2 separate regions of the Homo sapiens genome follow, and region 1 is linked to region 2. A link is an interaction called in ENCODE POLR2A ChIA-PET data of the cell type or tissue named here. Cell type or tissue: Panc1. All regions are shown on one strand. Each heading gives the region's core, and the rest is flanking DNA. Links, peaks and the distances in the headings are about the cores only.

Region 1 (4,394 bases), core at 218-4,217, 56 kb after region 2:
GAGCTCCACGTGTTAAGAGTGGGTGAGTCTGGGGCCAGCGTGGTGGCTCATGCCTGTAATCCCAATACTTTGGGAGGCTGAGGCAGGCGGATCACCTGAGGTCAGGAGTTCGAGACCGGCCTGGCCAACATGGTGAAACCCCTGTCTCTACTAAAAATACAAAAATTAGCTGGGCACGGTGGTGTGTGCCTGTAATGCCAGCTACTTGGAAGGCTGAGGTAGGAGAATTGCTTGAACGTGGGAGGCGGAGGTTGCAGTGAGCAGAGATCGCAGCCACTGCACTCCAGCCTAGGCAACAGAGTGAGATTCTGTCTCAAAAAAAAAAAAAGAGTTGGGTGAGTCCCTCATGCGCAGTGGAGATAGCTCCTTAAATGATGAATGGGCCGGGCGCGGTGGCTCATGCCTGTAATCCCAGCACTTTGGGAGTCCGAGGCGGGCGGATCACCAGGCCAGGAGTTTGAGACTGGCCTGGTCAACATGGTGAAACCCTGTCTCTACTGAAAATACAAAAATTAGCCTGGCATGGTGGCGGGTGCCTGTAATCCCAGCTACTCAGGAGGCTGAGGCAGGAGAATCACTTGAACACAGGAGGTGGAGGTTGCAGTGAGCAGAGATTGCACCGTTGCATTCCAGCCTGGGCAACAAGAGTGAAACTCCATCCCCCCAAAAAAATAAAAATAAAATGATGAATGAAGAAAGTAAATGTCTATGAAGTATGGAACAATGATGGTGCATTGGAGAGTTTCTCTTACTTCTTTATGTCCCTCCCTTCCCTGGAAGCTGGAAAAGAAGCTGCCAGGGATGAACACCTTTGCTTCTCCTCATCCTTGGAAACCATTAAAACTGCGTCTGAATCTTTGCTGCACTCCTAGAGTATGGACTGGAAAATAGCCCAGGGGAGTCAAAATCCTGACTTTGATTCACAAACATGCTTGAAAGAAAAAAGAAAGGAAGGAAGGAAAAGAGAAATTGTGGCTGTGACCTAACCATAGCTAAAAAAATCTCTTTGACTTCCAGTGGTTTGGTATTAATGGAAGCCTTTTATCTTCAGCACTTTGTCCTTGTGCTGCCAAGTGGAGGAAGGGAAAGTGCAGAAAGCTCTGTCTGCATAATCATGTGCCTGCTGGCCCTCCCCAAATCCAGAGCCATGTGAAGGCTCACCCTCCTGGTTCTGGGAGGCCCCAGGCTAGCATGAGAAATCAGTGGGAAAATGTTCCTTCAGATGTCAAATCCCACCTTCTCTCAGAAAAGAAAGACATAAATAAAGCCGCAGGCAAGGACAGGCAGGCCCTTAGGTTGCTTATGCGAGCATTCTAAAAATCTCCTCATCAATGCTTAGCCTAGATTTCACAGACCAAATGCCAATATGTTTTGCCCTAAAACACAGTTTATAAAATTAAGAGATCCTTTCCCAGGGGACCTCAGCCTCATGGCCTCTGTATCTCTTGTTAGGACCACTTTCAAGGAGGAATAATTTACTCAAAAGTGCATTTTAGGCCAGGCATGGTGGCTCACGCCTGTAATCCCACTTTGGGAGGCCGAGGCAGGCAGATCACTTGATGTCATGGGTTTGAGACCAGCTTGGCCAATGTGGTAAAACCCCATTTCTACTAAAAATACAAAAATTAGCTGGGTGTGGTGGCAGGTGCCTGCAGTCCCAGCTACTCAGGAGGCTGAGGCAGGGCAATCGCTTGAACCCAGAAGGCAGAGATTGCACTGAGCTGAGATCATGCCACTGCACACCAGCCTGGGTGACAGAGCGAGACCATCTCAAAAAAAAAAAAAATGCATTTTACCCTGCGGCTCCCTCCAAATAATTACCTTTTCTCCCATTTTCTATAAGAATTATTTAAATTGCCGAGCACGGTGGCTCACACCTGTAATCCCAGCACTTTGGAAGGCCAAGGCGGGCAGATCACCTGAGGTCTGGAGTTCGAGACCAGCCTGACCAACATGGAGAAACCCCGTCTCTACTAAAAATACAAAATTAGCCGCATGTGGTGGTGCATGCCTGTAATCCCATCTACTCTGGAGGCTGAGGCAGGAGAATGGCTTGAACCCGGGAGGCGGAGGTTGCTGTGAGCCGAGATCGCGCCATTGCACTCCAGCCTGGGCAACAAGAGCGAAACTCCGTCTCGGGAAAAAAAAAAAAAGAATTATTTAAATAATCTTTTTATTTTGGAATAATACTAGATTTACAGAAACGATGCAAAGATAGTACAGAAAGTTCCATATAGCTCTTGTTCATTTTCTCTTGTTAACATATTACTATGGTACATTTGATTCCATTCATTGTTCTGTTACTATTAACTAAACTTGGCACTTTGCTCAGATAGTTTTTCCCTAATGACCCTTTTTCTGTTCCAGATTCCATCCAGGATACCACGTTACATTTAGTCATCATGTCTGGTCAGATACTTTGTAAAATGTCCCTCAAATTTGGATTGTCTGGTGTTTTCCTCACATGTAGATTGGGATTATGGGTTTTCAGAAAGAACACCTCAGAGCTGAAGAGCCCTTCTCATCATATCAGGGTAGATGACATACACATGGCATCACTGGTAATGTTAACCTTCACTGATTGGTTAAGGCAGGGTTTGCCAGCTTTCTCCATTGTAAAGTTACTGTTTCTCCTTTTCTGTAATCTGTTCTTTGGAAGCAACTCCCCCTAAGTCTAGTCTACCCTCAAAAAGGTAGAAAGGGAATTGGGAGGGAATTAAGTTCATTTCCTGGAAAAGGGAGTATTTACAGACATTATTACTGTTATTATTTTAAAATTCAGACAAGGTCTTGTTCTGTCACCCAGGCTGGAGTGCAGTGGCCTGATCTCAGCTCATTGCAACCTCCACCTCCGGGGCTCAAACAGTCCTCTTGCCTCAGCCTCTGAAGTAGCTGGGACTGCAGGCATGCATCACACAGGCTATTTTTTTATGTTTTTAGTAGAGAAGGGGTTTCACCATGTTGGCCAGGCTGATCTCCAACTCCTGAGCTCAAGCGATCCTCCCACCTCAGCCTTCCAAAGTGCCAGGATTACAGGCATGAGCCACCGTGCCCAGCGGGAGTATCTACATTTTTTTATTTTTTTATTTTTTTGGAAATGGAGTCTCACTCTGTTACCCACGCTGGAGTGTAATGGTGCGATTGCGGCTCGCTGCAACCTCCACCTCCCAGGTTCAAGTGATTCTCCTGTCTCAGCCTCCCAAGTAGCTGAGACTACCGGCACGCACCATCAGGCCTGGCTAATTTTTGTATTTTTAGTAGAGATGGGGTTTCACCATGTTGACCAGGCTGGTCTCGAACTCCTGACCTCAGGTGATCCGCCCACCTCGGCCTCCCGAAGTGCTGGGATTACAGGTGTGAGCCACTGCACCCAGCCAGATCTACATATATTAAATGGGGTTATTCTGTCTGAAAGAGTAGTTTCTTCTTCTCGATTAATTTTTATTCATTAATGGCTGGGCACAGTGCCTCACACCTGTAATGCCAGCACTTTGGGAGGCCAAGGCAGGTGAGTGGCTTTGAGCTCAGGAGTTTGAGACCAGCCTGGGCAACATGGCGAGACCCCTGCCTCTATTTTAAAAAGTACAAAAATTAGCTGGGCATTGGTGGCTTGTGCCTGTAGTCCTGGCTACACAGGAGGCTGGAGAATTACTTGAGCCCAGGAGGCTGAGGTTGCAGTGAGCTGAGATTGTGCCACCTGGGTGACAGAGTAAGACCTAGTCTCAAAAAATAAAATAAAATAAAATAAAATAAAATAATAATTTTTATTCATTAATGTATTTATATCAGCCTGAACTCATGTTTATAGTCAGCTCTCGGTATCTATGGATGGGTTTTGTATCCATAGATTCAACCAACCACGAATCAAAAAAAATAAAAAATAAAAAAACCCAGAAAATGAAAAAAACAATGTGACATTTAAAACTAATATGCATTTTTGCCGGGCGCAGTGGCTCACGCCTGTAATCCCAGTACTCTGGGAGGCCGAGGTGGGAGGATCACCTGAGGTCGGGAGTTTGAGACCAGCCTGACCAACATGGAGAAACCCTGTCTCTACTAAAAATACAAAATTAGCCGGGCATGGTGGCACATGCCTGTAATCCAAGCTATGTGAGGCTGAGGCAGGATAATTGCTTGAACCCAGGAGGCAGAGGTTGCGCTGAGCCAAGATCATGCCATTGCACTCCAGTCTGGGCAACAAGAGTGAAACTCCATCTCAAAAAAAATATTATTGGGTGCATCACACCAACATGGCACATGTATAGATATGTAACAAACCTGCACATTGTGCACATGTACCCTAGAACTTAAAGTATAATAAAAAAAATAAAAAAAATTAATGGGTGCAGCACACCAACATGGCACATGTATACATATGTAACAAACCTGCATGT
Region 2 (4,394 bases), core at 278-4,277:
GTGTGTCGCCAAATCTGTAGTCCCAGCTGAGGCAGGAGGATCGCTTGAACCAGGGAGGTGGAGGTTGCAGTGAGAAGACCGCGCCTCTGCACTCCCCAGCCTGCGTGACAGGGCGAGACACTGTCTCAAAAAAAAACAAAAAAAGTGATTAAAATTCTTAATTCCATATACCCTCACCAATATTCTGTATCAGCTGCCCAAGTATTAGATAGGATGGGCTCAATCCTAAAAGGCACAACCCCCATATTTAACATCCCTAAAATTGGGATGTCTTACAATTGATGACAGGTCAATTGGGAGTGTAAAAGAATAACATAAGCTGGGTGTGGTGGCTCACGCCTGTCATCCCAGTACTTTGGGAGGCTGAGGCAGGTAGATTGCCAGACCTCAGGAGTTCGAGACCAGCCTGGGCAACAGGGTGCAACCCCGACTTTACTAAAATACAAAAAAAAAAAAAAAAATTAGCCAGGCATGGCAGCATGTGCCTGTAATCCCAGCTACTTGGGAGGCTGAGGCAGGAGAGTTGCTTTAACCAGGGAGGTGGAGGTTGTAGTGAGCTGAGATCACGCCACTGCGGTCCAGCCTGGCCGACAGAGCGCAAGACTCCGTCTCAAAAATAAAAAAAAAAAGAATAGCATGTTAAATTTTGTGAAATAGAGTATGCACAGATATTATGCATATATTTTTATTTAAAAAACCAGCTGGATCAGGCGCCATGGTTCCTTCCTGCACTCCCAGCACTTTGAGAGGCCAAGGCAAGAGGATCACTTGAGTCCAGAAGTTAGAGATCAGCCTGGGCAACAAAGCAAGCCCCTGTCTCTACAAAAAGATTTTTAAAAGAGCTAGATGTCGCAGTGTGCACCTATAGTCCTAGCTACTTGGGAGGCCGAGGCAGAAGAATCGCTTGAGGCCAGGAGTTTGAAGCTGTAGTGACATAGGACCACACCACTCCACTCCAGCCTGGACAACAAAGCGAGACCCTGTCTCTGGAAAAACAACACAGCTAGTAAATTTAAAACTATACTTTGCTAATAAGCATTATTTATCAAGTCCATAATATAGCACATCTACACATTAAGACGCAGTTCTAGTCTGGTTATATATTATTTTCAGTAAGAGAAACACAATGTTGCAAGTTGTATAAAACTTAGATGAGTGACAAGATGATTTTAGGGGTTTGTTCTGATGTATAATTTTTTTTTTTTTTTTTTTTTTGAGACGGAGTCTTGCTGTCGCCCAGGCTGGAGTGCAGTGGCGCGATCTCAGCTCACTGCAGGCTCCGCCCCCTGGGGTTCACGCCATTCTGTTGCCTCAGCCTCCCGAGTAGCTGGAACTACAGGCGCCTTCCACCTCGCCCAGCTAATTTTTTTGTATTTTTAGTTAGAGGCGGGGTTTCACCGTGTTAGCTAGGATGGTCTCGATCTCCTGACCTCGTGATTCGCCCGCCTCAGCCTCCCAGAGTGCTGGGATTACAGGCATGAGCCACCGTGCCCAGCCTGTATAAATTTAATCACACATGGTTGAATTAGATATGTTGGTAAAAATAACCCAAACTAGAAAAACTTAGAGTCACACAAAGCAATAAACAACTACAAAGCCTAGAGTTGGTATTAACAATTTATAAACTAATAGCTCTAACTTTGTATATCATGAAGTTTTAGAATCCAGAGACACCTCACCAAGTCTCATGACTATACTGAAAACACTGATTAAAATTTTTTGAAATTGTTCAGAGAATGCAGCTAACCATAACTGAAGTTCACTATTTTTAAGAGGACATGTATCAAATAGGGGATATGACTCATGAGTAAAATTCACATTTTTTCTAGCTGAAAAGCAAGTATATTTGAAGATAACATTTGGGTAACAAAATTGCCATATTTAAAAGATACTTTCGGCCTGGCGGGGTGGCTCACGCCTGTAATCCCAACACTTTGGGAGGCCGAGGTGGGTGCATCATGAGGTCAGGAGATCGAGACTATCCTGGCTAACACGGTGAAACCCCATCTCTACTAAAAATACAAAAAATTAGCCAGGTGTGGTGGCAGGCGCCTGTAGTCCTGGAGGCTGAGGCAGGAGAATGACGTGAACCCAGGAGGTGGAGCTTGCAGTGAGCCGAGATCCTGCCATTGCACTCCAGCCTGGGCGACAGAGCGAGACTCCGTCTCAATAAATAAATAAATTAATTAAAAAATACTATCACCATTCTAAAACTGAAGTTAAAATAACAAAGGAAATGTGATAAAATCAGGGCAATTCATGAGCACACAAAGGTCTTCAAAGACTATGTTATGTCAGCCAAAACCATTACTATGACAAATAAAACCATTGTGTTCCCAACTGCAACATCTTGAAGAAAACATTGCTAATAAAGACCATCTAAATAAGAAAGTTAGAGATATTGCTACATTTTCTGTATTACATTTGTCTCAAAGTTTTTATTTGTCTCAAATTTTTAATCATTTCTTTTCAGCCAGGGTAATGATAAATATTTGTATACAGAAATCCATTTTAAGTTTTATCATTTTAAGATAATTTCCATTTCTAAGTAGAAATAGTATACAACTATTACCATTGCAATCTTTAGCATTGTTGTTACAACAGTACTAGTTTTAAAACAAGTCTTTATATTTTATAGATACAAACTGAAATATTAACAGGTAAAAATTAAATGTCTAGGTCTTGCTTCAAAACAATACAAGGCGGCTGGGTGTGTTGGCTCACGCCTGTAATCCCAACGCTTTGGGAGGCCGAGGCAGGTGGATCACCTGATGTCAGGAGTTCAAGACCAGCCTGGCCAACTTGGTGAAACCCAGTCTCTACTAAAAATACAAAAACTAGTTGGGTGTTGTGGTGCGTGCCTGTAATCCCAGCTATTCAGGAGACTGAGGCAGGAGAATCGCTTGAACCCGGGAGGCGGAGGCTGCAGTGTGCCGAGATTGCGCCACTGCACTCCAGCCTGGCGACAGAGTGAGACTCCATCTCAGAAAAAAAAAAAAAAAGCCATTTACTGTGATTCCTAAAAGTATGCATGAACATGTGTTGCACAGACATTCAAAGTCTTGGAGAATATATACCTAAATGTTGATAAGTATATTGTTGATTAAAGTACCCTATGTTTCTTTTGCATTTAAAAAATTTCTCACATCTAGATGTGTCTCACAATTGACGATAGTTTTAGAGAAATCCATAATACTTTCATGTTAGGATGATCATAGCAGTAAATAACGAATATAATCTATTGAAAGTAGACAAAAGTTTTTTTTGTTTTTTGTTTTATTTTTTTGAGATGGAGTTTTTTGCTCTTGTTGCCCAGGTTGGAGTGCAGTCGCGCAATCTCGGCTCACTGCAACCTCTGCCTCCGGGTTCAAGCAATTCTCCTGCCTCAGCCTCCCGAGTGGCGGGGATTACAGGCATGTGCCACCACGCCCAGCTAATTTTGTATTTTTTTTTTTTTTTTTTTTTTGTAGAGACGGGGTTTCTCCATGTTGATCAGGCTGGTCTTGAACTCCTGACCTCAGGTGATCCGCCTGCCTCAGCCTCCCAAAGTGCTGGGATTACAGATGTGAGCCACCATGCTTGGCGCAAATTAAAGTTTTTAATGATTACAATACTTTACTGTAAAGGGATTAATGGCTCTTTTAAAAGAAAGGTTCTCGGCCAGGTGCAGTGGTGCACACCTGTAATCCCAGCTACTCAGGAGGCCGAGGCACTAGAATCTCATAAACCCAGGAGGTGAAGGTTGCAGTGAGCCAGGATTGCTCCACTGCACTCCAGGCTGGGCTACAGAGCGAGACTCCATCTCAAAAAAATAAAAAGAAAGGTTCCCTGCCCTACCCCCTAGGACCCCATAGCTCCAGCTACGGCCCAAGGCTGGGGCAGGAATATCTCTTGAGGCCAGGTAGATTCTAGACTGAATAGCCACTGTACTACAGCTGACTGGACTAGATCTGAATTCCATTTAGCTGTTAAATGGGCAATTCGAACTAGTAATTTGACCAAAATTACATGCAGGGTAAGAAAACTAGTTCATTATCTTAGTGAAAGAAATAGCTTCTACACCTTCATTTTACATGTAAAATTGTATTTGAAGAATGCAGCTGTATATGCCTCACCTGTACCATTTAAATAAAACTATTTAAACATTTTATTACAGGTTCTAAATGAGAAGAAACTTCAAGAGGTTGATAGTTTATGGAAAGAATTTGAAACTCCAGAGAAAGCAAACAAAATGTAAGTACTCTTGAAATCAATAATTTAGCAGTTAACATTTAGGGCTTGTTTTATTTTTTACATTTTTCCCTGATTTATATAATGTTACATTCGTAGTTTTCTGTTTTGAAATCTGTTTCAGGAATAATTTTGGTATGAACCTAATTATTACAAATGTTTTA

What was found. Peaks named below come from ENCODE experiments on the same cell type or tissue, not always from the same donor. Only the 100,000 strongest peaks of a DNase experiment are listed, where the experiment ranks them.
Region 1: POLR2A ChIA-PET joins it to region 2 with 10 read pairs; 7 of 35 experiments call an interaction of 5 or more read pairs at or near these places.

The regions. Positions count from the first base shown.
Region 1 is chr2:202,326,953-202,331,346 of GRCh38, forward strand. No RefSeq gene overlaps it. Among named protein-coding and RNA genes, the nearest start is that of SNORD11, 36 kb to the left of the region's middle. In Panc1, for the core only: no CTCF peak of the experiment used is centred there; no DNase peak of the experiment used is centred there.
Region 2 is chr2:202,270,957-202,275,350 of GRCh38, forward strand. It overlaps NOP58 (NOP58 ribonucleoprotein), which reads left to right. Exons shown (of 15, transcript NM_015934.5): 2 at 4,157-4,233. Among named protein-coding and RNA genes, the nearest start is that of SNORD70, 3.3 kb to the right of the region's middle. In Panc1, for the core only: no CTCF peak of the experiment used is centred there; no DNase peak of the experiment used is centred there; H3K27ac peaks cover 576 bases.